3 separate regions of the Mus musculus genome follow, and regions 2 and 3 are each linked to region 1. Evidence: chromatin loops called from intact Hi-C (ENCODE). Cell type or tissue: heart. All regions are shown on one strand. Each heading gives the region's core, and the rest is flanking DNA. Links, peaks and the distances in the headings are about the cores only.

The links. Peaks named below come from ENCODE experiments on the same cell type or tissue, not always from the same donor. Only the 100,000 strongest peaks of a DNase experiment are listed, where the experiment ranks them.
Region 2: a loop joins it to region 1, with 2.7 times the contacts of the local background. A loop is called at or near these places in 5 of 42 quality-filtered maps.
Region 3: it touches region 1 in a loop (2.4-fold over the local background); 3 of 42 quality-filtered maps call a loop at or near these places.

The regions. Positions count from the first base shown.
Region 1 is chr7:12,797,760-12,808,628 of GRCm38, reverse strand. Zfp329 (zinc finger protein 329) reads left to right here. Exons shown (of 2, transcript NM_026046.3): 2 at 1-4,851. It also overlaps a transcript of Zscan18 not described here. Among named protein-coding and RNA genes, the nearest start is that of Zfp329, 16 kb to the left of the region's middle. In heart, for the core only: no CTCF peak of the experiment used is centred there; a DNase peak (open chromatin) is centred at 4,988; H3K4me3 peaks cover 1,587 bases; H3K27ac peaks cover 1,357 bases.
Region 2 is chr7:12,479,671-12,490,615 of GRCm38, reverse strand. Zfp606 (zinc finger protein 606) reads right to left here. Exons shown (of 7, transcript NM_026112.4): 2 at 10,870-10,945; 3 at 10,125-10,181; 4 at 9,590-9,681; 5 at 920-1,046; 6 at 572-667. The coding sequence starts at 10,900. Among named protein-coding and RNA genes, the nearest start is that of Zfp606, 6.8 kb to the right of the region's middle. In heart, for the core only: no CTCF peak of the experiment used is centred there; no DNase peak of the experiment used is centred there.
Region 3 is chr7:13,051,537-13,062,481 of GRCm38, reverse strand. It overlaps Mzf1 (myeloid zinc finger 1), which reads left to right and starts at 7,718. Exons shown (of 6, transcript NM_145819.2): 1 at 7,718-8,001; 2 at 9,301-9,739; 3 at 10,116-10,299; 4 at 10,679-10,749; 5 at 10,871-10,945. The coding sequence starts at 9,341. In heart, for the core only: a CTCF peak has its summit at 5,385 (motif pointing right); DNase peaks (open chromatin) are centred at 7,701 and 8,041; H3K4me3 peaks cover 1,855 bases; H3K27ac peaks cover 1,419 bases.

The DNA of each region.
Region 1 (10,869 bases), core at 1-8,000:
TCCTGTCTTCTACCTTTTGGTTCCTGTGAAGAGAGAATCATAAGCCTGTTTTGAGATGATTAAGACTGTTGAGTAGATTCATAAGGAAGTTAGACATCTCAGTCTTCTGTATGCATGCCCTTGACAGCAAGATGGTTATCATATGATGGGGATAGAGAGAGAGTGGTAGACAGCACTTGTTATTCTTCCAGAGGACCTGGGTTTGGTTCCTAGCACCCGTATGATGGGAAGGGACTGGTGCCTAGTGAGTAGAGGCCAAAGATATTGTCAGATATCCTACAAAAATAGTCCTTGGAACAGTTATTATCTCAGAATATTATTGAGTACTGTGATTGGTATACACACACACACACACACACACACACACACACACACACCACACAATCATTTGTAGCTTACAGATTGTCTCTATAATGAACAATATTGAACTGTATTTCAGTTGTCACCTGCCTTCACTGTTGTTGATTATTTCGGATACTAATTTGTGTAGAGTTCAGGTCCTCATGTTATGTGTATGAATAAGGCATTAGCAAATACCTAGTGGACTGTCTATATCACTCAAGGGTGCAGCACTTTGGTGTCTGTTATTCTCAAGTAAAACATGCATGTACCATTAGTGTTAGTAGTGTCCCTGCTTCTTGATACTGCATTTCAGATTCTGGAACAAGAAACCTGAGGGAAGCACCGCAAGGAAGAGGTGTCAACTCTGAAATTGTAGTAAGTTCACATGGGATTTGTGTGAGGGTGAACTGTTTCCCCTTGCTCTTTTCTAAACCTAGTTTTCTCAGATGAGCAGGGAAAACTGGTGTAGCGAAAATGACGGCTGTATAGAAGGTGGACACTTTTGACTAAAGGGGGAAAGGTGAGATTTGAGTTGGGAGAGTTCCAGATGACTTCCAGTGCAACCTGGGCAATTTTCAGTCGTAGGCCTGACTGGGGAACAGACAGAAGAGTATAATGGAATATCAGGACAAGTATCCTGTAATCACACAGCCCTTAAATAGGTAGAGAAAACTTGGGCTGGAATCAGATGGAGAAAGTGAATATAGAGTATTTCAAAGACTGAACATTATTTTACTTTTCCTGACTTTGAACAGTGCTTAACTTACTGTTCCTGGCTTTAAGGCTGGAGAATCCACATATGAGTGGCTTCTGAAAGCCAGAGAGGCAAGAAAGTGCATCCTTCCCCCCGAGTCTCCCCAGAAGGAACTATTCCTGTCCTTACAGTCTGTTGAATACCTGATGTGCGGTTTTAAGCCACGTTTTTTTTGTTTGTTTGTTTGTTTTTGTTTTTGGGTTTTTTTTTTTTTTTTTTGTGGTAATTTGTTATATTATCTGTAGGTGATAAACTTCACTTGATAGTTCTTTTTAGACTCCTGACAGAAGTGTGTTCTTTTACCAAGCAAGTTAAGTAAACCAACCCTTTCCACTCCATAGCAACAATTTTTTTTTAAAGGAAAAGAAGACTTATTTTGCCTCTGTTGGCCTCTGTGAGTTCACCACTTTAACAGCCTTGAATTTTATTACTCGTTTAGAGATTTAAATACTATGAATGTTCATGGGCATGGTGGCATACACCTTTAATGCCAGAACTCAGGAGGCAGAAGCAGGTGGATCTCTGAGTTTGAGGCCAGCCTGGTTTACAAAGTGAATTCCAGGACCGCTAGGGGCTACATAGTGAGACCCTGACCCAAACAATAAGAAATAATAATAAAATAAGTTCTGTAAGTAGCCATTTGTGGAAAGAAATCTCAGAAAAGATAGAGTAACTTTCTTGTAACTTTAATCCCATCCCCGTCTGCTTGGTTGGCCAAGAAGGAGGCATATTTCAGCCTCATCAAGCATGTCTGGAGCCCAAGAATGTGTCAGTGCCAGAGCAGATTTTACCTCCAACATGGAGATGGGGAACATTTAAAATTATGCTCAGTGTCTTAACTAGTTAACATTAACCTATATCCTTTTGATTTTCAAGTTATCAGTGCTCAAGTATGCCTGCCTGCAGACTGCTCATCAACTTCATGTCTTTCTTATTTCAGCAACTGTATGGAGTACGTGCAGTAAGAGTTGGTACTGTAGCAGAAGGCAGAACAAGGTGTTTGCAGTTCAGCAGGGGAGAAGAATAATTGCACAGCATGTATCAGATGGTGGTTGATGCCTGAGAGAAAAGTAAAGCTGAGAAAGGGGATGGGGTGTCTATGTTGGATAAATATGATTACAGTTTTAAAAAGCTTGATCATTCATTTCCTTTCCCAATGAAAGGCAATTACATGTGTGATATGTAAGGGGTATGATGTCATGCAACAAGAGGTTAGGATTTAGGGATGAGAAACCTTCCACCATGTGAGTTACAGGGAGGAACAAGTCAGAGATGGAACGTCTTCATGAGTCACACACAGTTAAAGAAATGGCTTCATTGCAGAGACAGGTATGGAGAACAAAGCTTTGTGCAAGGGTAAACCCATTTACAGGAAAACATCTAATCTATGATTCTGAAGATAATGGTTTCAGAATATGAACAATGAAGTCCTAGCCAAAAAAAAAAAAAAAAAAAAAAAAAAAAACCAAGTAAATAAGTTTATACTTGTATCTATGCTTTAATAACCATAGGTATTCAGCATTAATGGTCATTTCTGATAAAATAGACTAGTGTTCAAGTTTTTAAAATTAAAGGGACTATTCAGTGGTTCATGATATTCTCACAAGTTGAGTCACTTCCATTCTGTAATTTCAGGACATCTTTCTTTCTCTCTCTTTCTTTCTTTCTTTCTTTCTTTCTTTCTTTCTTTCTTTCTTTCTTCCTTCCTTTCTTTCTTTCTTTCTTTTAGATTTATTTATTATTAAACACAAGTACACTGTAGCTATCTTCAGACACACCAGAAGAGGGCATCAGATTTCATTATGGGTGGTTGTGAGGAAATTTTTCATTATCCATAGAAAAGCCCTTTGTACATATTAGCATCCTCCCATTCCTCTGACTCTGTCAATCACCAGTCTCTTTTCACTGTGCATTTGCCAATTCTTTACATTGCAGATCAATGGAAAAATAAGACATGTGGCCCTTTGTAACTTCATTTCATTTAGCATAATGTTCTAAAGGTTCATGTTGTATGTTCAAGGTCCTTTTTGTGGCTGAAAAATATTTTGCCATATGATTAAAACCTTATCTTGCTTATTGGTTGATGGACATTTCAGCTTCCTTTTTTTTGGCTACTAAGAATAGTGCTGTCCTAAAAACATACAAACTCATGTGCCAATAAATTTTCAGTACTCTTGGGTAGATGCTTAGGAGTGGAATTGCTGGATCTTTGTTTGCTTTTTTGAGGAAATGATGTTCACTTTACGTTTGACTGATGTATGACTACTTTGACTTCTTCATGTCCTTACCAATATTAATTTATTTTTTTTGCCCTAGTGGTGTGAAGTGTTTTCTTGTGGTTTGGGGAAAATAATTTATATAGTTAAAATCTATACCTTATCCCACAGATCAGCATTTTTTTTTTCTGCAAGGGAAAAGTTGTATTTTAAACTGTGTTCAATATCATTTCCGCTGCAACTACTCAGCCACCGATGACTGTAATGTGGAAGGAGCTATAGATGATTTGTAGGCAAATGTGTGTGGATGTGTCCAATAAAGTTTTACATATGGACTCTGATTTTTTAAAAATTGTATTTCACAGTGAAAATTACAGAAGATTCAGTTTCATTTTTTAAAGTAAGCCAGACTGGTGGTGCTTACTTGTAAATCTCAGCGCTTAGAGGCAGTAACAGGATGATTGCCACAAGTTCCAATCAGCATGGACTACATAAACTCAGTTGCAAAAACCACAAAAACAAAAAACAAAACAAAACAAAACAAAAAAACCCCAAACAACCAAAAGACAAAACTATAATAAAATACTCTTTGTCCAAAACCACAAGATTCGGAGTAGCATTTATCCAGGGGCTATAGTTTGATAGACAAACTATTTAAATGGAAAGGCGGCTTGAAGCTTCTAGTTGAGAATATCAAACTTTTTTTTTTTTTGTCATCTTGGATAGGCAAACATTTTAAAGTGAAATGGGTATCAGAGAAAGGTTATAGTAAATTTAAGAATTCATATGCATCAGAAAGTCCATATAAGTGAAATGACAATAAAAAAAAGAGACCATTGTAGCTCATAGTTAAATATGTTAAGGATCCAGCATCTCAAAGATTAAAAAAATAAAAAAAACCTCATTGAAAATGTGCGAAAACGCTTTGGTTCTGTGCCGTTTTGAAAGAGGAAATTCAAATAGCCAATAAATTCATGGCAGTGTCCAAATTCATTACATGTTATAGAAATCCCAGGATACTGTAGCTGGATGAATAGTACAGGTGTTGACAGGTAACTAGTTGATAAGCAACTGCATTTTGTAGTCACCTGTCCTGTCTTCAAACCGAACTCTCCAAACTTAAGAGTCAAAAGATGAAAAAACTGTCTCGGAGAGGAAGCTGGGTTGCTTTACAGAGCGTCTTTTCTGTGTTCTTCCTTACCCCCTAGTAAAATCTCTTCTGAATGGGCTGATTTCTGTCTGCTCCTGCGTGCTACGTTTCAGTTTCCTTGCTGCTGTCACCTTAGAGATTTTTCCTGCTTTTAAATTCTTTAATTGCTGAGGAAAGGCAATCCCTAGGGATTACCTAGGGATAACAAATGGAAGGGCGCTGGACTCGCTGGGCGCCCTGGGTCACATCCCGCATAAGGAGGGTGGGGAGACAGGGGTAGGTAGGTACTATTGCAAAAGGATGACCTCTCGTAGGAGGTTCGCGCAGTCTGGGACAGGTGGCTCGAGGTTTTCCTTTCATTAAGCCTCAGCAGTTTGCCGGGACTAAAAGCTGCAGAGCTCGAGACAGCAACGGAAAAGGAAGCGTCCGCTCTTGCGGCCTTGGATCTGGTTATCCGGGATAGCCTCACTCAGCTTTTAGTGACGTCAGGCAGCTCAGGAACACCTCATCCGGGAGCCTGGGGCGAGCACGCGCAGACCTCTAGCGTCCCACGTGGGAGTTGAGCCCAAGGAGGTGAGTGGGCGACTCCCTGGTTCTTAGGTGGTGTCTTCGTCCTTTGTTGTCCGCCCCCCTCCCCCTTCCGCAGAGGCGAAGCAGAGCCCTAGACCTGCGTGTCTGGGCATCTTGGGATCTAGCGCTGAGCGTGGGCTGGCGGCCTTTTGTTGTGCGTAATGTCACGTGCGTCCTCGGCCCGCAGGACGCGGAGAATGGTTCCTTCTTACTCTGGGTCAGACTCCCTGAGGTTCGCACTCCTCCGCCTGTGTGCATCTTGCTGCTTTCCCTCCAAGTGCACTCGCAGACGCAGCTCCTCCCCCTCCCTTCCTCCTCTGGGTCTCAGGATTAGGGACTGGAATCCCTACTGTGTTCTGTGTCCACTCCCAAGCTTTCTTCTCTGTGCCTTTCTGCCCACCAGACCTTTTTCTGCTTTCCCTCCATCCCTTTCCTCATATAGACAGCGTTCCCTCCCAGCACCTGTGTGTGTTTTGTTTCTCTTCCTAGAGGTCTTCCTTCTCTCCCTGCTGAGTGTTGCCTTTCCCTACCTGCCAATACAGGCATGGACTGGGTTGTCTTTACCCACAGGCCCCTGATATCCACTCCTTTCCGAGGTCAGACATCCCTGACTTAAGTGAGTTCTTAGTTCAGCATCTAGTGTATTCTCTGTAACTGACTTCTTTCTCTCAATTCCTCAGCATTCACCTCGATGTTTTGTTTTGCTTTTTCTTTTTCTATTAGTCACACACTTTCCCCATTGTGTTTTCAAAATACTTTCCTTTACCTCTAAGAAATTCCCAGAATCCAACCACCTCCTCGCTTGTGTTCTCACAAGACAGCAGGGGAACTTGTCAAAATCATGACCAATTTAAACCACGATAACTTCAGCTCCGCAATCGCTAGAGTCCTCACAAGCTTGGGTATGGGCCCAGGAACCTACATCAAAGCAGAAGTCAGAGCACAAGTCTGCCACCCTGGGCAGTGCGTTCTTTGAGTTTTGCTTGGCTTTATAAGTAGCGGCAAGAGAATGGAACAGGTATCTCTAACCCAGAAAACAAATACAGATCTGACCCTAAGTTTGTAGATCGAGTATTTGATGGTAAGAGTGGTATGTTTTGTTCTTCGACTTCTCTTCCATTACAGTGCAAAATCAGGTCCCATGCTTAAACATCGTTGCCTAGAAGAGAGCCAGGCACACAGTTAAGAGTTCAGTAAACTTTTGCTGAGTGAATGACAAAAGGCTGTCTCTGTGACTGCAAGATCACAGAGTGGGTGTGCAGTGCATCCAGCATTTTGTCCCAGCGTCTCCAGGCCACTGTAGAGCTTTCTCTTTTAGAATACATGTTGCCTCAAGCAGTGTGGTGTGTGAATATGTGGAGTTGATATGCTTGCTGTAGTTTGAACTTTGCCGCTTGATTTTCTCACCAATTGACTCCGGTTTTCAGCACTGTTTTTCCTGAGGAGAGGAGTCACTGTTAAGTTATCTCTTTGCCCCAGGTGAAATGAGCCAATTCAAGCCATATTATATTATATTATATTATATTAAAGATAGGTTTATTATGAGGCTGCTCTTGGGCAAGTTCACTGGCCCCAAGGATTGAAGCCAGAAGAGTCGCCATGGGGACTGGGGGTCGGGGAGGAGAATGAGAGAAAGGGCAAGCACAGAGAGATAAGGGAAGGAAGAGAAGAGGAGGAGAGGAAAAGGAGGAGGAGGAGGAGGAGGAGGAGAAGAAGAGGAGGGCAAAATGAAAAAATGTCTGGATTATATAGGGAGGAGCCTCTAGTGGAAGGGCAGCCCAACCCCTGGGCTATAAAGCTCAACGTTGGTGGCAGGGTCTACCAGGTAGAGACTAAGGGATGCTGGGAGAACTTGGAGGCCAGGTTTGCTTTGATATGTAAAATATGCATTTTAGACCCTTGTCCAGGGTCTGAAACCAGTCACCTTATAGAGATGTTGAGTTAAATTGTTTGTATTCCTTACCCTGTTGTGAACATACAAGTTTTCAGGTTTTGTTTTGCTCTGAAATGGGCTTGTGTAGCACAGGTTAGCCTACAACTTTCTGTGTAGCTTAGGCTGGCCTTGAGCTCATAGTCCTCCTGCCTCAGCGTTCTGAGTACCAGGACTATAATTTGTACCATCACGACACACAGACTTTTTAGTGGTTTTTTTTTTTTTTTCCCTTGTTTGTAGCAGTACGATAGGAGACACTTGACCATTGTCCTTATGAAACACATTTTTATTGCCTGATGATTTTTCAACTTGTTTGATCCCTTGTCCATCATCTAAATTTACTACTCGTAATATGTAATAGTTATGCATTATGGTGTTATGTGTATGCTTAAGTCTGTATTTGTGTGTACGACATATTTTATTTGTGGGTTTATATGGAATTTTGTGTGTACATGTGTGTATCACATACATCTGTATGTTCATATGTGTATGTATGTATATATGAGTGTGAAATCTTTATGCATCTGTATATCATGTTATATATATTTATGTATTTGAAGCAAACACAGTTACATAGTGAACTGTTTAGATGCATAATTAGAGTTAATGTGTGATGAAATTGTATTTACTAGAGATGAGCTCCTTTGATGGTTCTTTCAAATTTCATTTTGTGTCACAGTAAAATAAAGGCTGTTGTTAACCCAGCACATAACCTTTCACTTAATTTTTTAAAAATTTCATCATAATACCTTGGAATCATTTGAATCAATTTCTAAAGAGAATTCACAGTTTTTTTATGCTAAGCAAAATATGTTAATGATGTAGGAACTACTTATACTATAATGTTAAGCATGGTAGACATCCAAGTTGAATAAGCAGTTTGACTCCAAACTATGTTAAATGACCCTCTAGGTAGGCTAGGATCAGAATTTCATGTACTTGTGACTTGTTACTGACATTATGGATGATTTTTGTGCTTTTTAACACTTTGTATATTTTTTCAGATTTCCTGCAATGAGTACATATTACATTATTTTATAGTGAGGTGGTGTATTTATTTATATTTATTTATTTGCAGTATTGGGGATTGAACACTGGGCCTCACATTTGTTAAGCAAGTGCTTTTACCATTAATATACCATGAGATCCAAACAGGAGCAATATACCTGGCAAATTAATGGGACCCCAAAAAGGGATGATATACCTTGCAGGCTAAGAGCTCAGAACTAATAACAATTAACACAGTTAAAAAAAATTTTCTTGCAAGTTAAGATTTCTAATTGTAATTAAGAAGTTTCTGTTGGTCCCGTGTTATGTCCTTGCAAAATAAGGTTTCTATTTATAATTAAGACATTTCTGTAAATCTATGTTAAGTCCTAGTTAAGGGGTAAGTCTCCGTTTGTTCTGTGTTACATCCTTGCTAAATAAGGTTTCTTGTTGTAATTCTGAGTAAGACTCTGTTTCTTAGGTCTGATGTAAATTGCTTGTAACCCCGTTCACTTGATCTGTATCCTTGCCTTTGCCCCTTCCATTTTCCTTGTATCCTTCTAACAATGTGTAACAGCTAACCCTCTCATTGCTTAAAACACCTTATCTCTCCTATAAGAGGGACTTCAAGAGGCCAGCAGGGGCTGCCTCTCTGACCGGTCTGCAGTGCTGTCCAGTCCGGGATTAACAGCTAAATATAGCTTGCTTTAATTGGTGAGCTGTACACTTGATCTTTTCTCCTCAGGAATCTCAATTTTAACAATACCCCTTAAAGCCTGTAATCAGTTTTAATAGTAAAATATTGGGAAAATGCCCTTTTTAAAAATTTACTTGGAACTTTTAGAAGCATATTTGGCACATGTAGTAAAGAGGTCAAATAGCCTTGACCGTGAATCACTTGTCAGCTGCTGGTAGCAGCTGGAAGCCCAACATATTCCATATTTGGCCAGCATAGCCTGTGGTTTGAACACTCTGCTATATCCTAGTCTCACTTCTTAGAGGCTGAAATTCTTGGCTTTCCTGTTCTCTGCTGCTTCAAAACATGTCTGTAAGATTTTTTTAAGTTAGTAGTTTTCTCAGGTTAAGTAAATTGATGGATTTCTTAAGGCTCTAGCTAGTGAACTCATTTGTAACCATCTACTAGACGCCTTCTGGGAAGTATGTTACTAAATTTGTTCTTGCCAAGTCCTTAATGAATGCTGACCATAGTAGAGTACTTCTCCCAGAAGCATTTACATCTTTCCCATCTACTTTGTGTTTAGACACGTTTCTGAAATATTATAATAAGATTGTAAAAGAGTAGTGAAACTCATTGTCCTTTGTGTAAATTTAGCAGTTAATACATGTAACAGTTATATATTATGTGCTGATATTATGCTATGTACATGTTCATATACCTATATTTGTGAGTTTGACATGTATATGTAATGGGTTTATATGTATTTTTATGTGTATTATATACATATTTATAAGATCATATATGTTCACATATTTACATATGAATATGGCTGCATTTATATATATGTTTACTCACATATATATTTAATTTGTCTATACCATTTGGAAATACATTTTTTTTAAATAAAAAAAATTGTATTTACTTAGAAGCATTCAGAATGTCAACAAAACAGCTGCAATTTTTTTTTTGCAATTACAGAGTGGTATTCAGTTAACAGAACAATTATCTTCGTATAAGCTGCATCAGAGACAACTGAAGATGAAAAAAATAAAACCCAAAAAGAAAACCAAAAGAAAAAAAAAAAACCAAAAAACCAAACTACTGTCCTCATATATAACTAATTTGTGCTGTGCACCAACAAGAACCTGCTTTAAATTTCCATGCCAATTTACAACCCCCAGACTGTACCAGGCAAGGTTAGTGGCTATTGAAAATACCACCAGGACAGGGCTATCTAAAGACACATTCGGTAGTGTGTTAACTATACAAAAAAAGACACTGTACAGTTTAAAAACAAATCTTACACAGCCTTACATTTCAATTTTTTGATAATCAGTTGATACAAAATTTGTTGGGGTAGGTTTCTCCAACATCACCACTATCATAGCTGCACCCTAGTTCTACCTGTACTGCAGTGCACTAAAGATCTCCCATGACCAACCACAGCTGCTACAGACTCTCAGGCAAGTACAGAGACTAATAGTTCCTGGAGACCATCTGTTGTCTGCCTCAGTTATCTCCGTTCCAAACATGTAGCACAAGAATATCCTTGACCCCAGACTCTCAAGGTCACCTCCTCTGGGAAGCACATCCCTCCGCACCTGCCCACAAACACATGACATCTTTTTCCATCACACCTATGTCTCCTGACCTTGGAGTCAAACTCATTTTGACTTTGCACTTGTTACTGAAGCATCTATTGTCCCCTGAGATCAAGGGTGCCCAAATAATATGTTCGGACTATGCAGCTCTTGAGGTCTAAAAGTTTCCACTGTCACCAGTTGATTCTTGTGTTGAAGGTTTGCTCCCCAGCTGGTGGCGCTAGCTAGCTTGAGTTGGTAGAAAGTTTGGGAGCTGGGATGGGAGGGTTGGTTGGGAATGGACCACTGAGATGTGCTTTTGAAGGCTGCCTTGTCCTGAGCCATTTTATCTCTATTCCTCCCTCCTTCTCCTTCTCCTCTTCTTCATCCCCTCTTTCTCTCTCTCCATTTCCCTCTTCCCCCTCTCTCTTCTTGGATGCCAAAAGATGAATACTTACAACATGATGTTCTTTTTTTCTTTAAAAGGAGTGAGTTGTGTACAGGGGGGTTAAATGCTTTATAGACAAGAAAAAAAAACTGCGCTAGAACCAACTTATTCATCATCATCTTCTTCATCTTCATCTTCCTCGTCTTCCTCCTCTTCCTCATCCTCTTCATCCTCCTCCTCATCTTCCTCTTCCTTCTTTTTCTTGCTCTT
Region 2 (10,945 bases), core at 1,246-9,245, 320 kb after region 1:
AAGACAACAATACAACAATAAGGCAGTAACAAACCAAGCAATTGCCAAGGAAAAGAGAAGTGGTGACCGGTACACCGAGAAGCACCAGAAAGTGGCAATGTGGTACAGAGCAGTGAGTGTATGTGAGATTTCAACACACATTTTATGTCGCTTTGACTTTTTTAAACCATGAGAAAACAGTCTATATTCAAAAACTATTTTTTGTAAATAAGTCTTTAAAGCCATAGACTACAGTTTAGAATTTTAAAAATAAATTTTAACATAGGTAAATATCTGAGACCTTAGCTTAGGGAAGTTACAGGAAATATGAACAACCACAAAGCAGACAGAAAAGTGTGTGTGTGTGTGTGTGTGTGTGGTGTGGGGTTGGGGGAATGACTTAGGATACAATGTAGTTTTATGAGAGGCTCTGCTCTCAATCAGTAGTAGATGAAAAGGAAACATGAAGTTGAAAACACCCTCGAGGGAATTCTGAATGTATCAGAAAATAACTTCTCCACCTTTAGCCCATTTCTCAAAAAGGAGAGCTTTGAGGTCAAGTTCTTCATTTATGCCTGGGGCATCACCTCACCTGGACAACTGCTTTTAGGATATCCTTGCTCCACTGACCATGGCTCTTCTCCTTGTTCCAAAAGGGAGATGACTTCAGGCTTAGCAATCTGATTCCCTACATATGGAGGGAAGACATGTGACTTTGGTGAGAAAGTTATGGAGTTGCCAAGGAAATCTTCCCTTGCCTAGTCTTCCTCATGCAGAATATACACAGCCTTCTCCTTTCATACTTTCATAAACATTAGGAATTTCATCCCTGAATTTCAAAGTTCAAGATAATCTTAGCCCCTCAGAGATACAACATACTTCTTTCACAGGATAGCTGAAGACACTGTGGAGGAAATGGCTTTGTCAGTTTTCACCTTACCCACAGAAAGTAGGTGTCCATAGGTCTCCAGCATCACATCACGGTACAGAGTCCGCTGAACAAGGTCTAGCTGTCCCCATTCTTCTTGGGTAAAGGCCACAGCCACATCTTTGAAAGTCACTGGTTCCTGAAAGAGCATATATGATCCTTCTCAGCCAGAGGCCAGCCTTTCCGAATTTTCTAGGGATAGAATGAGGCTGATAGCCTTTGAGGAGAGGAGACAGGATGTAAAGGACACACTAGAAGGGTTCAAAAATCTGGCCAGGTGTGGTGATTTACTTTAATAAAGCACTTGGGAGGCAGAGGTAGGTGGATCTCTGTGAGTTTGAGACCAGTCTGGACTACATAGTGAGTTCCAGGACAGCCTGGTCTATATAAAGAGAGACCTGTCTCATTTTTTTTTTTAAATAAAAGATTCTAGCTGTTATGTGTCAAGTTTAACTGAGTAGCACAGCAAAAAGCGTATTCATCAAGACATCTCAAAATCTAGAGGGGAATATGCACACACAACATTAATTAAACATCATGAGTCAAAAAGAGAAACCTGGAGGCAGTTAAGAGACACATAGAGGATCTTCAATGTATTTCCCAGTTTATTTATTAGAAACTAGTTCTGATAATAATGGCCACTATGAACAGAAATTCCACCCACCTTGACAATGCCCTGTCCTCTCATTACATGAATAGCATCTGAGACCAAAGTAGAAAGAGGGTACCTATGGCCCAGAGAGCTTGTGGTAGAAAAACCTTTGCTCCTGTATGTGGACCTGGGACCTGGAAGGTGATCTGGAATCTGCCATCCTGATCACAGGAGAAAGTTTCCTCACTGGTCACTTCCATCAAAGGACTAGAACTAAGTATGAGCAAGATGGCCCAGAGCAACCTGGGCTGAGGGTATTTGTTATAGCAGTGGTCAAAAACAGTTGAGTTAGAAAAAAATTGAAACTGGCTAGCATAGTAGCATCCACCTGCAAAACCAGTTACTCATCAGGGACTGAAGCAAGAAGGTATGAGCTGAGTTACCAGGTTCAATATAAGCCTTCGCAATGATGGTGCCAAAAATAAAAATAGAAACCAGGCATGAGACAGGTCTATAACTCAGGGACTCAGAACATCAATGCAGAAGGATCTAAGTTTGAAGTCTGCCTACACAACCCTGTAAGAACTTGTTTCTAAGCAAAGAAAAACATAAAATCAAAAGGGGAAAAGGAAAATGGAACCTAGAAAACTAGAGAAGATGAACCCCAATCTGATGTGTCTGACTTCTGCAATGATTCTATCTTTATACTTCTAAGAAGTCAATGTGAGACTTGGTGTCTGGCCATGTTCAGAGTGGAACATGAGGTGTTACTGTTACAGGAACAGTGTATGGGTGGTAGGCCACAAACCGTGCATCTATTTGCACCTTAGACCCAAGGACCTTTCTATTTTCAAGGTCCAAATAACTGACTAGAATATGACTCTCTGGTTACATCATTCACTGATATATAATCAACCCTTAGACAAACCTGCTGGGCTCATATGTGTATCACGAATGCACCAGATGCACTCTTGGGGTCCTCTGACTCCCCTCCACAGCTTCTGGCTTTTTTCTCACCTCCCATACCACTTTTCCCACAGCCCTCCTTTGTGTCTGTTTATCACATCTTATCAACAACCTGTCAACTAGCCCTCACTACCTAGTATTCAATATACATTTTTTTTTTTTTTACTCTGCCCAACAGAACTGGATTTACTCTACCTTCCGAAGATGATCTACTTTACACAAACCCCTGATTCTTTTGCAAAGACTGCCTTATAACCCCAAACTGAACCCTTGCAGACACCCTGACACATTCAGTCTCCCTGGAGCCCATCACTGCTGCTGACCTATCCTGAAGCATCTGGGGAGAATGCACATGCACTGATGAATCTTATTTTCAGCAAGGTCTCACCCTGCTGCTTTGAGACTATTAAGCTGGGATGTGGATATCCGCCTTCGCCTTTTCCACACAAAGCACCTAAAAGTGTTGAACATACTATACTCTCTTCATAAAATACTCTCCAACATTGGTGACAAAGTCAATTCCCTACTTTTCTTGTTGAAGTTTGACCCAGACCTGCTTCCTTCAAATTTCCTGTTGTTTCTACAACTTGACAGAGAATTGTAAAAATGTAAGCACAATGAATTTTCTTAGGCAAGCTGAGAGGCCATGCTTACCACCCTGGAGTTTCTAGTCCTTGTTTCTTTCTCTTTATCTCATCCTCCATAACTCTCGAATTTCTAGCAACCACCTTTTCCACATGCTTCCTATGTCCTGTGCACACACACACACACACACACACACACACACAAATGACCATATATATGAAGATATCAGTTATTCTCTTGCAAGTTAAGATGATTATTGATGTTATTAAGTGTATCTTTGTTTATGGTTGGTGGCTTTTGCATCTTTTATGATACCCTGTGTTATTGGTGTTCAAGAGAGTCTCTCTGTGTATCCTTGGTTGTCTTGGAACTCACTCTATAGACCAGGCTGGCTTCAAACTCAAGAGATCTGCCTGCCTCTGCCTCTCAAGCGGTGGGATTAAAGGTGTATACCATCACCACCCAGTTCTATATTATTTCTTAAAGTAGTTCTATCCTTTATATTCTTTTTGGACTCTTCTGCTGAATATTGGTTTTCTTAGATAACTAACACTGTCTGATTATCCCCCTTGTGTGTCATAGTCTTGGCAGAGATAGGAGCCCAGGAATCTATTTCCAGTACAGAATTCTTTCCATCCACTCCCTCACTGAACTAATTTTTGTCCTGTAGCATCCTGTTCTGATTTGCATTGAAACCTCTCCAGACAGAGAGTTGGCTGAATCTACTATCTGGGAGTTAAGGAGCACAAGGTAAAGAGAAAGAAACAGATGGTAAAAAATACATAAAAATACATACTAGCAATCAAATACATTCAAACTAAAGTAATGTATTTACAAGCACCTTTCTGACCTCACAACTAAAAACAACACCACCACCTGATGTTAAGTGTGAGCAAAGATGTAAGAAAATGGGTATTTTCTCTCAGAACGGAGGTGGCTGCAGTTATAGGAGACCAGCATGGAGATACTAGCAGCAGCAGCAACAACAACAACAACAACAACACTCCCTAAATCCCAAGACCCAGTAAAATTCTGCTTCTAGGGTCATACATAAGCAAGCAGTTAAACATATACAACGTGAGATAACAGAACACTGGCACAGCTTTGGCTGAAATGGCAGTGAGAACAGCAGTAGAAGATTTAGAAGCCCATCCATAAAAGGATGGGTAGAATGGAATTTGGTGAAGGGTAGTTCCTGGGAGTAAGAAAGAACAAACCTGACCTGTTTATTTCTACCAATGAGAAAATACCTCAAACTTTATCAAAGTAGGCTTTTAAAAAACTACACACAGAGCTGAAGAGATGGCTCCAGGGTAAAGAGCATTGATTGCTGTTGCACAGTACTGGTTTTAATTCCCAACACCCACATGGCAGGCAGCTCACAACCAGCAGTAACTCCAGTCTTAGGTAATCCACTGCCCTCTTCTGGATTCCACAGGCATTGTATGCACTCGGGGCATAGACAAACATGCAGGTACAACACCCATTACACATAAACAAAACCAAAAACCTTCAAAGCTAGTTGTAGATTTGTGAAAGAGATTGTATTGCCTAAAGTTCTACATATAAAAATGGACTCTGTATACAAGGAATCCATTCATGTTCACTTTCTCCAACAGATTGAAGACTAAGTAAAGACTGAAAAATAAAGCAAATATGGTAAAACAATTAACTACAGGATTTGTCAGGGAAGGTCTCCCTCCCTCTGTGGTTTGTTTCTTGAGACAGGGTCTCTATATGCATCCCTGCCTAGCCTAGAGCTTGATATACAAATCAGGCTGGCCTGGAACATAGATGTCTGAATGTCTCTGCCTCTCTAGTCCTGTTATTTAAGGCATATGCCGTCACACCTGGCTACAGTAGCTGTTTATTCAGAGATAGGGTTTAATTACTCTTTATACTTTGTTGTAATTACAGAGCTTGCCAAAAAATATCCAGAATTTTAAAAAGAAATATCAAACTAGGCCTGTAAAGACAGTTAGTCCTCCAGGTGAATATACCATGTTGGGGCCACAAAATCAAAGGAGGCCTCATCTCAGGGATAAAGGCCCATTAAATACCTTTAGTCTGCAAATAAAAATGAAAAACCCAGCAGCTGAAAGTGATAGTGGATGGCAGTAGGCAGCAGTTTCTGCGGAGGACATCCTCATCACCAAGAGCAGGGAAGAAATAAAGGGTTCCGAGTTACCTGAGGTACTGGGGTGAGACTGCAGAGCACAGGTAATGCTCACAAGCCGGGCCTGTATCTTCCAGTCATATGGTGGAATGACTTGCGGAAATGTTTCAAATTCTTGCAAATGTCCTTGTATATATATTACTTTGTATGTATGTTGTGCCTTTCTTTACCTAGGCATTCCTGGGATGTTTGCAAACTAGCCACACTTAAACCATGGGGCCTAAGGCTGATGAACTACATCTTAGCTGTCTGCTTCATAAAGCTGCTAACTGTCTCAACTCCCCAAGTTTCCTCCTTCATGGAACCTATGGCATTCATAAGTTTTTTCATTATTAATTCTATATATATGTTTTGGGTGCTATATTTTTAATTTATATTAGTGCCTGTGTGGGTATATGCCATGGGACACTTGTGAAGTCAGCTCTCTTCATCCACCAAGGACTGTTAGTTGGCAAGCATACTGCCTGCTGGCCCATCTTACTAGTCAGTCTTTTCTGTTTGTTGTTGTTGCTAGGGGCTAATATTTATTTTTTTATTTATGCATGTGTGTCTGTGTAAATGTATGGCACTGTGTGAAGGTGCCAGTCAAATCCAGAGCAGGGTATCAGATCCTCTGGAGCTAGAGTCACATGTAGTTGTGAACCACCTATCATGGATGCTGGGAACCAAACTCAGGTCCTCTGAACAATAAGTGCTCTCAAGCACAGAGCCATCTCTCCAGTCCCCAGCTTGCTTATTTATATTTATTTATTTACTTCAAGGACAGGACCTCAAACTCATGGTTCTCCTGCCTTAGCCTCCAAAGTGCTAAGACTATAAGCATGTCCTATCATACCTGGCTAGTATTAGCATTTCAACACAAGATCTTCGTAGAAAACAGTCTTTGCACATAATGGATAACGAGTGCACTCATGTTAGCCAAGCCTCTCAACTGTCATGTAGAAAGCCTTGGTGGATCATTATAGAGAGCATTTGCGGATTTGGTAAGCTCCCTGGTTATTTTTTTAAGCAAACTGGGATATTATCACTAAAACTGTTTTCACTATTCTATGAAAGAACAGGATCTAGGGTTCTACTAGATAAAATTTTACTGACACATTTCCAAGATACAGCTGAGATGGCAGCTTTTGATGTTTCCACCAGGTGAATGCTTTATTTCAGTAATTAACTTGGAGAGAGCCATACAGGAACAACAGGCTCATTGTGTACCTCACAATCCTGCTTAATTGGGAAGTTCTAGCTGGCTGTGGTGACGAATGCCTTGGACCCAGGACCGGGGAGGCAGAGGGAAGTAGAGTAGATCTCTTCTGAGTTCCATGCCAACGCAATAGCAAGTTCCAGGCTAAGGAGGATCTTAAGAAACCAATACAAGAACAGTTCAAAATTAAAGTCCAAGTTTCCAACAGGGAAAATTCCAAAGTAGTGATCTGGGAAGAGAGCCAGGACTGCGTTCTCAGAAATCACAACTCTTCAGACATTACAAAGTGTTGTTATTTAACTGTTTTATTTTTCTCAGCAATAACTAGTCATTTTCAGAATCGCTCACATAGGTTAACCATAGAGTACAGCATAGCGGTTAGTCAGGCTTCTTCACAGCATTGGATCCTAGCTAACTTGTACTCTCCCGAGACTGACTCGTGACCCGCTAGTCTTCCTAGCCTACCTTTACTGCTGATGGTTTTGTCACAGGATGTGGAAATGATGTTCATATTGTGACAGCAGTGAGCCTTGGCCACTCAAGTTCTGAAGCCAGATAACCATCACCCTGTATCCCTCCATCCAGGCCCTTCTGCTTCCCAGGGACAGTGGGACTGCCATGTGATGACAGCACACTTTCAATGCAGTTCACCTGTCAGCTTTGAAACTGTAGGAGGAGGTTTTATTATTATTTTTTTAATGTGAGGGAAGGCATAAAGTTAAATAGAGATGCTACTTTAAAACATTTATCTTGGTATTTCACATTATCTTACTTTATCGTTTCATTATTTTAAGTTACAAGTAAAAGACCTAAATATTCAAACTACTTTTTCCTTTTCATAGTAGAGAGTAAGCAGAATAAATTAAAATTTTATTCATTTTTTAAAAAAAAATTTCCATTTGGAAACATTAAGATTTACAAAACTGGAAAGAGAGAATGGGGGGCGGGGGGTGTGGCTAACTGAGCCTGAGTCATGAAAAGAAACTCTGTATCAGTCGTTTTCAACCTTCTTAATGCTGTGCTTCAGTTCCTCATGTTGTGGTGAACCCCAACCATAAAATTATTTTTGTTGCTACTTCATAATTGTAATTTGGCTACTGTTATAAATTGTAATGTAAATATCTGATATGCAACTTCTGTGAAAGGGCCATTTGACCTCCAAAGAGGTCTTGACCCACACACTGAGAAACACTGCTCTAGGGCATTTTAAAATATAAACTGACACATGGAGGCTTAGCATTTAAACACACTTGCTATTCTATCATGTGCACCGATGTTCTGATCCTAGGACTCATGTTAGGCAGCTCACAAACACATTTAACTCTATCTATAAAGGACCCAATACCTTCTCATCTCTTTGGGTACCTGGGTATACACACACACTCAGAAAATTCTACGTGGCTAGAGAGATTGTTCAGCAGTTAAGAGCACTGGTTGCTCTACAAGTGCACAGACATACATGCAGGCAAAATACCCATACAGATAAATAAAAATCTTTTATTTAAAAATTAAGAAATAATAGGTTGGAAAGATGTGTCAGTGAGTAAAGTCACTTGCTTCTAAGCCTGGCATTTAAATTCTGAATTCAATGTCTGGAACGCACATGAAGGAGAAAGCCAACTCTTCAAGCTGTCCTCAGACCACTCTACCCCCGTCCCATCTCCACATGTGCACCCCCACACATATAAAAACAAATATATTTTCAAAATGATTTTAAATTAATAACCCTTAAAACGTGCCAAGTTGAAGAAGCCAGATTCAAAATGTCATATGTTATGATTCCATTTAAATTAAATGCCTAGACCAGGCAAATCCACAGAGTTGGAAATTGACGAGTGGTTTCCAGGGACTGGAAATAGGAAGAAAGGGAGTGACTACTAAGAGATATAAAGAATAAAGAGTTCTTTTTGGGGAGACAGAAATATTCTAGAATGAGAAGCTGGAAGCACCATTTTGTGACTATATTAAAAACCAATGAACTGTACGACTTAAAAGGGTCAACTTTCTAGTCTGTAGATATTATCTCAATAAAGCTATTATATTTTTAAAAGAGAAAAAAAAATGGCTGGATCTGATGAAGAACCTAGATGTGAGGGAGAACAGTGACAGTATTCCCATACCAACACTCCTGTCCTGTGCTCTCTGAGGAGTTACCCAGGGTGCTCTTACACTCCCAGAGCCCTGCTGGACTCCCCGTGGATCTTGCTGATCTTACTCTATCTACTTCCAGCTTCCAGACCCTGATCAGACTGAAGCCTTTGACACCAGCCTGCCTCTCACAGCCTCTCCCCTGCACACACCTTTCCAGACAAATTCTGGATCATGGTGCCTCGTGAAGCCAACAATTCTGAGGTTTGTAGGTTGGCAACAGGAGTGCAGGCCCACCTGGGTTCTTCCTAGACTCTCCTAACTAAAATCAGCCTGAATGCAGATACCAGTCACAGAGTTCACCCCAGATCTTTAACATACCCGTGGAGCTTCAGGCAGGCCAGACAGCTGCTTACCAGGATGTGCCCACCTGATGCATTGCTTTTACCTCTTTGCTTATTAGTCAAGGTAACGTCCCCCTTCACAATTCTGTAACCCCACTGACCTCTATGCAGACTATGTCTCATCTCTCAAGGCATCGGTGGACTGAGCTGTAGCAGAGTTTAGGGCTTCCCTCCACATCTCAGGCTTCTTGTGTCAGAGCATGACTAGACCCAGGCTAACTGTAAAGTCTCATTAACCAAGTGTGCCACCTTAGAAAGTGGACTGTTAGGTCCTCTAGGTAAAGGCTTACACCTGTTCTTGTTCCCAGAGCAAGCATAGAGTATATTAGTATCCAGCCTGAATCTGATTCTGAACACGTAAGTAAGGAGTTTGGGGGAAGGAGTAAGGGTTGACAGCTAAAAATGGCTTTCATTCATCTCTCTCAGAAGAGCTGATGACAGAGATGTGTCTCAGCTCTGTGGAGAGGCAGGGTGACAGCAAAGCTCTGTATCATAGAAAACTGACTGGATTCCCATACCTGCATTCAGGAATCGCTAATTGGCTGACTCCTTGACCTATGCTGACTCCTTGACCTCTTGCTGCTGTAAATTAAGGAACAGTATCAACTAGGGTGGTCAGGGAAAACCCGGGAACACAGTGACCTTTCAAGGAAAAGCAGAAGTTCCATCTCACCTCGACTTGGGCTACTGGGAGCCCACCTGTCTTTCTTCCGTCCTCCTCAGCGCTTCCCTCCATGTGCCATGCTGGATCCTGAGGACACAGAGCTGTGAATAGAAAAAGAAGTCATGGAGGCACCACTTCCTAGCAGAAGTTCATCATGTACCCTATGGAAATGAGAAGTACGAGGCCCTGCTGCTGCTCCTACCATCACCAGTAAGGAAGAAAGCTACTTCTTTACCCCACAGATGAAGGAGATGGGTCTTGGAGAAGGTGACATGTGAATCCTCACAGCCTTTCTGGTCTGAGCCCTAAGTCTCTAGACACTAATTCTTGTGTTATCTGTCCTAGAGATGTCATCACCACACCACCCCTACACATACTGTTCTGACCCCTCTTTATTCCAGCTCTGTATTGAGAGCGGGACTACAAGCTCCCGTTCTAAAGAACCACTGGGTCACCAGCTCTGACCTCAGCTATGGCAGATCACTGAAGGAAGACGTTAGTACATGGCACCCGACACAGCTGAGGGTACAGGTTCTTGACTCACCCCAGGAGACAGAAGGCTCAGGAGCTGCCATCCCCCAAGACTGGTCCATGAGGGTACCTACAGAGAAGGATCAGATTATGACTGTGGTACAAAACAGTGACTAAATGTAACACAAGAAAAAAGGAGCATGACAAAGTCCTACACAGAACCCAAGGGCATCTAAAAAACAATCCAACATAAGCTGGATCTGCATAGGAGACACCTGTAGACTGTAGACTATGATCTAACAACAAGGCAATGAAAAACAGAACCCTCTGAATGGCTGAATACGTTTCTGATAAGATGTATCACCACCTAATTCTTAATTTTAAGTAGGATACTGCCTTGATGTCTATGGTGATGAAAACAAAGATAAAACTATCACATATCATTATTAACATTGTTTTAAAAATACAGATTAATATTAATAAGTGAAATACAGTATTAACGGTGAAAAACACAAGAGAACTAAAAACATTTTGACTGTATATATTGTCTTCAAAAGAGTTCTATGAGTTACTAGAATATCTTATAGAGGTCCGTTTTAGAAGCTGACTATCAAATATACAAAACTTACCTTGTTGTTTACGAATACATTTCCTCTTAACGACTACCCTGTTCTAATTTTGTACCAAGACAGCTAGACTGTCTATTATCTCCCAAAGCTGGCAGCCCTTTCTCAGCCCTGACCTACAGTAAGCCTCCTGTAGGGAAAGGTGCAGAGGAAAAAAAAAAAAAAAAAAAAAAAAGCAAGATTTGGACTCACCCCAGGAGGGCCATGGGTTGATGGCAGCCATTCCTGAGGATTAACCAGCCAGGGTCCTGCCCAGGAGCACTGCAAG
Region 3 (10,945 bases), core at 916-8,915, 250 kb before region 1:
GAGTGGTTGTACAAGCCTGCAATCCCTCCAACAATGGAGGAGTGTTCCTCTTTCTCCACATCCACGCCAGCATCTGCTGTCACCTGAATTTTTCATCTTAGCCATTCTGACTGGTGTGAGATGGAATCTCAGGGTTGTTTTGATTTGCATTTCCCTGATGATTAAGGATGTTGAACATTTTCTCAGGTGCTTCTCAGCCTTTCGGTATTCCTCGGGTGAGAATTCTTTGTTCAGCTCTGAGCCCCATCTTTTAAGGGGGTTATTTGATTTTCTGGAGTCCACCCTCTTGAGTTCTTTATATATATTGGATATTAGTCCCCTATCTGATTTAAGATAGGTAAAGATCCTTTCCCAATCTGTTGGTGGTCTTTTTGTCTTATTGACGGTGTCTTTTGCCTTGCAGAAGCTTTGCAGTTTCATGAGGTCCCATTTGTCAATCCTCGATCTTACAGCACAAGCCATTGCTGTTCTATTCAGAAATTTTTCCCCTGTGCCCATATCTTCGAGGCTTTTCCCCACTTTCTCCTCTATAAGTTTCAGTGTCTCTGGTTTTATGTGAAGTTCCTTGATCCACTTAGATTTGACCTTAGTACAAGGAGAGAGGAATGGGTCGATTCGCATTTTTCTACATGATAACAACCAGTTGTGCCAGCACCATTTGTTGAAAATGCTGTCTTTCTTCCACTGCATGGTTTTAGCTCCCTTGTCGAAGATCAAGTGACCATAGGTGTGTGGGTTCATTTCTGGGTCTTCAATTCTATTCCATTGGTCTACTTGTCTGTCAGTATACCAGTACCATGCAGTTTTTATCACAATTGCTCTGTAGTACAGCTTTAGGTCAGGCATGGTGATTTCACCAGAGGTTCTTTTATCCTTGAGAAGAGTTTTTGCTATCCTAGGTTTTTTGTTATTCCAGATGAATTTGCAGATTGCTCTTTCTAATTCGTTGAAGAATTGAGTTGGAATTTTTATGGGAATTGCATTGAATCTGTAGATTGCTTTTGGCAAGATAGCCATTTTTACTATATTGATCCTGCCAATCCATGAGCATGGGAGATCTTTCCATCTTCTGAGATCTTCTTTAATTTCTTTCTTCAGGGACTTGAAGTTTTTATCATACAGATCTTTCACTTCCTTAGAGTCACGCCAAGATATTTTATATTATTTGTGACTATTGAGAAGGGTGTTGTTTCCCTAATTTCTTTCTCAGCCTGTTTATTCTTTGTGTAGAGAAAGGCCATTGACTTGTTTGAGTTAATTTTATATCCAGCTACTTCACCGAAGCTGTTTATCAGGTTTAGGAGTTCTCTGATGGAATTTTTAGGGTCACTTATATATACTATCATATCTTCTGCATAAAGTGATATTTTGACTTCCTCCTTTCCAATTTGTATCCCCTTGATCTCCTTTTGTTGTCGAATTGCTTGGCTAATATTTCAAGTACTATTTTGAAGAGGTAGGGAGAAAGTGGGCAGCCTTGTCTAGTCCCTGATTTTAGTGGGATTGCTTCCAGCTTCTCACCATTTACTTTGATGTTGGCTACTGGTTTGCTGTAGATTGCTTTTATCATGTTTAGGTATGGGCCCTGAATTCCTGATCTTTCCAAAACTTTTATCATGAATGGGTGTTGGATCTTGTCAAATGCTTTTTCTGCATCTAACGAGATGATCATGTGGTTTTTGTCTTTGAGTTTGTTTATATAATGGATTACATTGATGGATTTTCGTATATTAAACCATCCCTGCATCCCTGGAATAAAACGTACTTGGTCAGGATGGATGATTCCTGTAAGATGGCTTTCAAACACACTGGAAGAAACTATTACACAACACCAGGTTCACACACACACACACACACACACACACACACACACACACACACATCTGAGTTTGAGGACCTAACTTCCTCAGTAATGATCAGTACTGTGGAAGTGTAATCCAAAATAACCCTTTCCTCCCCGACTTGCTTTTAATCACTGTGTTCCATCACAGTAATAACCATGTTAACTATAGCATACCAGATTCTGGTTATAGTGTATTCATTGGCTACTTTGCCTAGCTAAGAACTGGAAACAAACAAACAAAGCACAACAGAAATATTGTTAAAACATATCAGCCGGGTGTGGTGGCGCACGCCTTTAATCCCGGCACTCGGGAGGAGAGGCAGGCGGATTTCTGAGTTCGAGGCCAGCCAGAAACCCTGTCTCAAAAAAACCAAAAACCAAAAAAAAAAAAATAGCTTAGTCAGGAAAACCACTACATCCAGGACTGCACCCTGATAACCAGAACTCAGTAACATCAAAAAAAGAAAGAAAGAAAAAGAAACTGAACCTGACTTTTTCAGCTATGTCACACAGGTGAACAGCCTTCAGAGTGTGAACTTTGTATGATGACCCTCAGCATAATAACGTGTAACTTTTGTTATATTAACAATGTGCATCTATCCTCTTGCTCGTGACACAAGGGATTCATTCCATGCCTTCTTTTTTGGTTGGTTGGTTGGTTTTCGAGACAGGGTTTCTCTGTGTAGCCCTGGTTGTCCTGGAACTCACTGTGTAGACTAGGCTGGCCTCGAACTCAGAAATCCACCTGCCTCTGCCTCCCAAGTGCTGGGATTAAAGGCGTGCGCCACCACTTCCGGGCTGATTCCATGCCTTCTTAAAAGGACTGGTATCAGTGCAGGACCCCAAGACCAAATTCTTAGCACAAAGGAGATTTATTTGTCCTACAGAGACAAAAGGCAGGAAATAAAAAGACAAAGACTGGAGAGAGAAGACAAAGGAGAAGACAAAGGAAACAAGAGAGAGGGAGGAGGGGTACTTGTCTTGAAGAGAGGCGAAGGACTGCCTCCCGATAGAGAGGAGACGCGTCCCTCTGGCAAATGGCAGCTCATAACGATAAAGATATTAGGATGAGGTGCTTAATTCTTTTTAAAGATTTATTTTATGTATATGAGTAACCTGTAACTGTCTTCAGACACACCAGAAGAGATCACCGGGTCCCATTATAGATGGTTGTGAGCCACCATGTGGTGGTTGGGAATTGAACTCAGAACCTCTGGAAGAGCGATCAGTGCTCTTAACCTCTGAGCCAGCCCCCAAGATGCATAATTTTAGTTAGTCATGTTAATTAGGTAAGACAAAGGGGGCTTTTGATTGGTGGACTTCAATACTTTGATAGCTAGACTTTGATAAACAACCCCAGAAGGAGGAAGTGGCCAACTAAGGAAACAGACCTTGATGGCTAGCTTTAGGGATGTAATTTAAGAATTTTTTTCTAGACAGAAGGAGTTGGAGAGAAGGGCAATGCCCGCCAGTGCCACATTTGCCATGTTTGTGCTGGTTAGAGTCCCTTCACTTCTGACCAGTGTGGAAACCAACACATATGTGGTACTTATAAACTTAACAGGCAGGCTGGAGAGATGGCTCAAAGGTTAACAGCACAGACTGCTCTTTCCAGAGGTTCTGAGTTCAATTCGTCGAAACCACATTGTGGATTGTGGCTCACACCCATCTGTAATGGGACCTGATATCTGATGCCCTCTTCTGGTTTGTGTGAAGACAGCTACTGTATACTAATATACATAAATAAATAAATCTTTAAAAAATAATAAACAGGGCTGACGAGATAGCTCAGTAGGGAAGAGCACCGGACTGCTCTTCCGAAGGACCTAAGTTCAAATCCCAGCAACCACATGGTGGTTCACAACCACCCGTAATGAGATCTGACTCCCTGTTCTGGTGTGTCTGAGGACAGCTACAGTGTACTTATTTATAATAATAAATTAATCTTTGGGTCAGAGTGAGTAGGGTTGACCAGAGCAAGCAGAGGTCCTAAATTCAATTTTCAACAGCCACATGAGGGCTCACAAGCATCTGTACAGCTACAGTGTACTCATATACATAAAATAAATAAATCTTTTTTAAAAGGGGGGGGGGGGCCTGGAGAGATGGCTCAGTGGTTAAGAGCACTGACTGCTCTTCCGAAGGTCCTGAGTTCAAATTCCAACAACCACATAGTGGCTCACAACCATCCATAATGAGATCTGACGCCCTCTTCTGGTGCATCCGAAGACAGCTACAGTGTACTTAGATATAATAATAAATCTAAAAAAAAAAAAAAAAAAAAAAAAAGACAGACAGACACACACACAAATGCCTTGGCCAGGAATGGTGGCAAATGATTTAATCCAAGCGTTGGAAAAGCAGAGGCAGGTGGATCACTGTAAGTTTGAGACTGGTCCACACAGAGAGTTTGAGGACAAGCAGACCTACATATTAATATTCTGTTTCAGGGAGGCAGGGGCAAGCTTACCAGAAAAGGAGTAGGTTGAAAGTTGTGGATACCTCAGTGGTTGTAAAACACATTAACCCCATTAAAGGCAGGTAAGGAGATAACAGATTACATCTGTGAAAGTTTTTCTAGCTGTCAAACTACAGTTACCTTAGCTGTCAATGTAATCAGAAGTCTGGGGAATAAACAATACTGGGTATGGTTGTGCATGACCAATCCTAGCACTGGGGAGGCAAAGGCAGGCAGATCTCTGTGAATTTGAAGCCAGCCTGGCTGGTCTACAAAGTGAATTCCAGGACAGTCAGGGCATAGTGAGACTGTGTGAGTGTGTGTGTGTGTGTGTGTGTGTGTGTGTGTGTGTGTGTGAGAGAGAGAGAGAGAGACAGACAGACAGACAGACAGACAGACAGACAGAGACAGAGCACAGACAGAGTCAGAGAGAGACAGAGAGACAGAAAGACAGAGAGACAGAGAAAGAGAGATGCAATTTTCACTGGAACAGTACTAGCTAAAAGGAGAGAGGGGAAAGAGAGGATCTACCAGAGAGATTGAGTCAGTTTGCATGTCCACAGAGGGTGTCCTTATGCTGATCCAAAGAAAAGAGGGACACTGCAGGATGGATTTAGGCTTCTCAAGCAGCAGGGGGGGATCAGCCGCTCAGGACCGGATGGTCCCTAAAAGCTTTTTATTGTTTCACTAAAGGCACTTTTAGCAAGTCAATTTCCACATATCAAAACCACTTTCTCTGAAGCTGCTGTTGTCAGAAAAGACCATCACCTAAGCAATTTTCAGCCATAAGAGACTTCCTGGTTTGCCAGGCACGTCTCCAGACTAAGTTATGCAAAGGCTCTGAGTACCCTTCAAACGAACAACCCTATAAAATCTCAGATAACAATCACTGACAAAAAACTACTTTGAAGCTTAGATGCCACCACTCCAGAATTCAGGTCAGATACAACAGTCCTGCTAAACTTCTGCTACTGGAGGGCACTGACCAAGCACACGCATGAACACTGACCAGGCCACAGTGCTGGTTTGTACTTTTCTTCCTCTTAGTCTTTGGGAGACACCTCCTCCTCTCCCACCCACAAGAGGGCAGTGTGTGATGCCCTAAGGGTGAAGACCCTCAAGATGTTGGAGATGGTGGGAATGCAGCACATGGTGTGGCTGCTGAGAAAAGACACAGATAATAAGTGGAGCCAGCACGAGAAAGAGACCACCTGAGCTACAAACAGCAGGCCCTCGGGGCTGCCCAGGAGCCACTGAAGCGCAATCAAACCACTGCAGCTTGCTGGACCTGATGCTACAAGATTTATTGTTTTTATAATGGGGCTCCAGCTTCAGGCTGGTTCACTGCTCAGTGCTTTCTCTTATTTCTCCCTTTTCCGGTGTTAACAGTCACCACCCAACAACTGGGAGGTAAAGGCAAAAGGGTCTGGTGTTCAAGCTCAATAGCTATACAGTGAGCTAGAGGCCTACCTAGGCTACTCCAGACATTACCAAAAACAAAAGACTGGGCACAGTGGCCATAGCACAGGTCCTTGGAAGGAAGAGCAGGGTGATCTTTAAGTATGAGGGTACTCTGTTTACATAGAGTTCCAGGATATCATAGTGAAATCTTGTCTAAAATAAATTATTTTTAGATTAGAACCACAACTCTCAAGGATGTGTCAAAAACTTATGTGTTGCAGGATATCACACTGTAAACCCCAAGGTTGTGTTATTTATTGGGGTTAAAAAAAAAACTGTTTTTAGTTGTGGTGTGGTTCCGCCATAGCACACACCTTTAATCCAAGAGCTTTCTGCTTGAGTATTGTAAACAGGATTAAATAAAGTCAACCATAGGTCAAGAAGCAGAACAAGAAGCCAGTTGACAGAGACTGAACATAGACATATTAAGAAACACACACATACACACGCACATGCACACGCACATGCACACGCACGTGCGAGAGAGAGAGAGAGAGAGAGAGAGAGAGAGAGAGAGAGAGAGAGAGAAAGGGAACCCAGAGGACAGATAGACATTCAGAAAGTAGAAGTGGGGGAGGACATTCAATGTGAAGGTTTCTTGGGACAGAGAGAGAGATTTGCGGTGGAACTTCAGCTGAGAAAGAAGGTCACCTGGGTGCTTTTTCTACCTCTCTGAGCTAGGTTTTCACCCCAGCATCTGGCTTCCACTACCTCAAGGAAAACAGAAAGGTAGCAAAAGGTAGTTTCAGGAAGATGCAACAAATGAATCTAAATGAATCTGAAATAAAACAAAAGGTTAGGTGTAGGGATAAAGAGATATTTAGCTACCTTCCAGGTGATGGCTGGGCAGAACTCATTTGCAACCTGTCAGCTTCTTTTTTTGTTTGTTTGTTTGTTTTGTTTTGTTTTGTTTTCCAAGACAGGATTTCTCTGTATAGCCCTGGCTGTCCTGGAACTCACTCTGTAGACCAGGCTGGCCTCGAACTCAGAAATCCGCCTTCCTCTGCCTCTCAAGTGCTGGGATTAAAGGTGTGCGCCACCACGCCCGGCTACCTGTCAGCTTCTTGTAAGTCAATTTCTACCAGAATAGTGTTACGACTTCAATCACAGATTTAAAAAATGGGGGAGGAGAGGTAATGTTTAAGTAGTCAGGTGTCGCAATATTGTTTGGTAAATGATGCTAGGAAACTAGAGGACTGGTCCCCGTCCTCTTTCTGGTGTGTTGTCATTTTTTGTGTGAGTTTTCTCTGAAAATGTTTCCCCCACACGCACATCTAATTTTTTGTTGCCATCCCTCAGTCTTTGAAACCTATCAGTCCGTTTTACCGTATCTCTATTAACATCTTTACTATATCTCTAATTTCTCCCCACTTACCTTTGTACTCTGGGTTGGCCCCTAGAGTTTCGATGTCTCACTTTCCTAATCCCAATCCCTTTCTGCTTCTCTCTTCTTCCTAAATTTTCTGACATGACTCAGGTTCTAACTCTGATTCTAATGACTAACCCTCCCCCCTTTTCATTCATACCTATGTGTGTTCACTTATATTCAGTCTCTCCTAGCATCCAGTCTCCCCCTCACAATTTTCCCACCCCTCTCATCCTCTCCCCCGACTCTGTATGGGGCTATCTCTGCCTTCCTGTATAGACATCTCGTTGGGTATTTGTGTCCCTGTCCCTTCCCCTTGGCTTCGCCACAGATCCTGACCTTTCTTAAACCAAGTAGTGCGGTCGTTACCTAGGATACCACCAGGTTTGGTCCCTTAGTTACCATGGAGTCCCGCTCACTCCTACCCACCGCGCAGAAATACAAAAGAGATCCGGTGGTGCTGCGTTTGCGCACCCACACAGCACCCTCCAAACTACGACTCCCAGAAAGCATTTTGCTAAGCCTTTCTTTCAGTGGTTCCGCAGGTAGCCCAGCGGACGCTCTTTTTCGAACCCGTCGTTGCCATGGAGACGGGGAGACGGCGTCCTAGTGAGAGCGGTGATTGGTGCAGAACCCTGCAAATCCCTGGAAGGCCGGTAGAGAACTGACATTTAAAAAAAAAAAAAAAAAAAAAAAGTGGTGGGGGCATGCGCAGTCTGGAAGGTGGTGCTTGAATCCGTTGCCCCCCGAGAGGATTGTGCACGTCGTCGGGGCCCTGACGCCTGAATTCGTGGCCGGGAGTGTGGGAAGAGACGTCCAGGAGTGCGAGCTGATTATTGCAACCAGCGCAATCCCCTAGGGACGGGAAGAAGGGTAGAAACGGAGGCTGGGGTGGGGGAAGGGCAGAAGGGCTTGGAGCTGCGCGCAAAGCAGTCTGGGATATGTAGTTTGATATGGAGCAAGCGAACGAGAGTGCGCATGTTCACGAGGGCACAGCCTCCCTCGGAGCATTGAAGGAAGGCTGGGAGTCCCTTCACCTCAAGGCCTAGGGAGGAGTCTGGGTAGAGTGGACTCTGGGATTCCAGCTGTCTAGCTAGACCCGGAGCGCCGGTAGGGGGTCCAGGAACTCCCAGCAAACCGGCCCTGTGCTGACGCGCTACCGCGCTGATCGCCACAGGTGCCACGGCGACCGGACACATTGGCACCCTAAAGCGAGGATGCTCACTTAGACTTCTGGGAAATGTATTTCCGGAACCTCTTCTTGCTTTATGGCTGTTCCAAGTTTCTCTCAGGGTTTCGAGTTGACTTAGCACCCTAAAGAGCAGAGGTGTAACCCACAGAAATCAAGCTGCCTCTAAGCTGATGCCACTGCAATAGTAAATTTAGATTTTCACAAAGTCCCAGTTGCAGAAAGTATCATGGGAGAAGTCAGTCCTTTTTACAAGTGAGGAAACTATAGCTGACATAGGCACAGCAAAAGTAGTACCCTTGCAGACTGTTGGTCTAATGAGTTGAGAGCCTTTAAGGGTACCCAGAAGTCCCAGTCACCTCCCAACCAACTAAACTAGAGAGCTGAAGACTTGTATCGCTGTTGGATGTGATGAGTTGGCTTCTGGTATTGGAGATATATGGAAACCTGTTGGCCTGAGAGAAGCTGAGATGGGGGATTGGGTGGAGTAGGGCTGTCCCCTTGATACCACATTGGGAAAGGAATGTTGGGGCCTGAGAGAGAGGCCAAGTCCAAGACTGGGTAGAAAACATTAAGGGACTTGTTTGTTCCACCGCAAAAGGCTGTCCACAGGGACTCTTATTGGGAGTCCAGGAGGAGGCAGCAGTGGTACTGATGTCTGGGTGCAAGTAGAGATGCAGCTATAGAAAAGAATAGGATGTAGGGAAGAGAAATGTTTCTAAGCTTAAGCAACAGCCTGTATTTAGAACAGAGTAAGCTACCAGACACTATATAGGCCCGGCGGAAATGAGGTCTACAAAGCACATGGCTCATATAGAGTTCCCACGGATCTCTGGGGTGTGGCTGGCCTGTCAGTGCCTGTTCCCTCGGGTGTCCTCTTCATGGCGAAGGTCTCGGATGAAAGGACACAGCATGGCACTCAGTCAGCATTCGCTGCCCCTGGCTGTCCTTATTACACATGCCTTGTACTATTCCTTCCCTAGGGACAGACACTGGCCTCAAAGACCGGATCTGGTACTCCTGATGAGACCCACTGTGCTGGGCTCCTCGGGCTGTGCACCCCCAGAAAATGAGCCTGCTCTGGTGAAGCTGGAGGACTCTGACAGCGACGATGAGAGAGAAGATATATTGTGGGACCCAGGCCTTGAGGCTGCACGTCTACGCTTCCGGTGCTTCCGGTATGAGGATGCAATAGGTCCTCAGGAAGCCCTGGCCCAGCTCCGAGAACTGTGTCACCAGTGGCTACGCCCAGAAGTACATTCCAAGGAACAGGTGCTAGAGCTCTTGGTGCTGGAGCAGTTCCTGGGTGCACTGCCCCCTGAGATCCAGGCCCAAGTGCAAGGGCAGTGGCCAGGCAGCCCTGAAGAGGCTGCTGCCTTGGTTGACAGACTTCGATGGGAGCTTGATGGACCTCGGAAATGGGTGAGTCAGAAACGGAAAAGACGGTCAGGGCTGGAGCATTGTCATGTTTTGCCTCACTCTAGAAGTGCCATGCCCAGCCAGACATGCTCCTTGGTCATATAGATGTGTCCACCTATAACGGATCCTTTGTGAGGCTTCTCAGGATAAGAGCTAATTCCTGTATTATCTGTCATCCCCACAGCTAGATGAGACACAAAGGGTACCATGCAATCCCCTCTACGCGCAAATAGTCCTTTTGCTTTCTGCTCAAGGTCAAAAGAGGGGAAGGGGAAGTTCAGGACTTTGGATGACCTAGTCAGTTTATATTGGAGTTGGTGCCCGTAGACCATGGGTTGTGCCCAGCCCCTCTCTCTCCCTGGTCTGTGCATCTCTGTAGGTCACAGTCCAGGTGCAGGGCAAGGAGGTCCTATCAGAGAAGATGGAACCCTCCAGCTTCCAGCCAAGACCTCACATCAAGCTTCAGACTCCAGACCCTGGGGCTGAGACTCCCCAAGGAGCCATGCAGGAATTGCCACTGAACCTACCAATGAAAGAGGAGACAGAGTTGTTGGGGAATCCAGGTGAGAGCAGGCAAAGTGGGCAGGCCCTAAAACCTAGATGGGCAAAGCTACTCCACTTACTGAGCCAGGCCCTACGAGATAAAATAGTTCCAGTGTGCCTTTCTCTCCCTTCCAGTCCAGCCAGCACAGACACTGTCCCTGACCACCATAGCCCCATTTCCAAGCATCATAGGATAGGCTGACTCACAGAGATACAGATGCACAAACCAGTGCTTCCAGAAAACCCTATTTGACACCATTCCCACTGGGCCTTCAGCTGCCCTACCTTGTCTTTCCCAGCTTCGAGATTGTGCCCATATCTCCCTTATGTCTGAAACCTAGCACCTCTAAGAAAGGTGGAAACTTTCTTGAGCTGCCTGACCCCACTCTTTCTCCCTAGAGCTCCTGGAATCTGGGCCTCTTCCTGCTGCTCAAGAGGCTGCAGCCACTCTCCTACCTAAGGAGACCCAGGTGAGACCTATACAGAATATACAAGTGACCCTCTTGCCCTATGAGTTTATAATGGCTGGGTGTCATATAGGTCCTCTGAAGCCAGCCAGGCACAGTCCAACATTGACCACTGTGGTTTCAGGGCCATGGGACAACACTGGACCAGACCTCTCCTCATAGCGACACTGAGCCTGATGTGCCCCCATGGAGTGAGGAC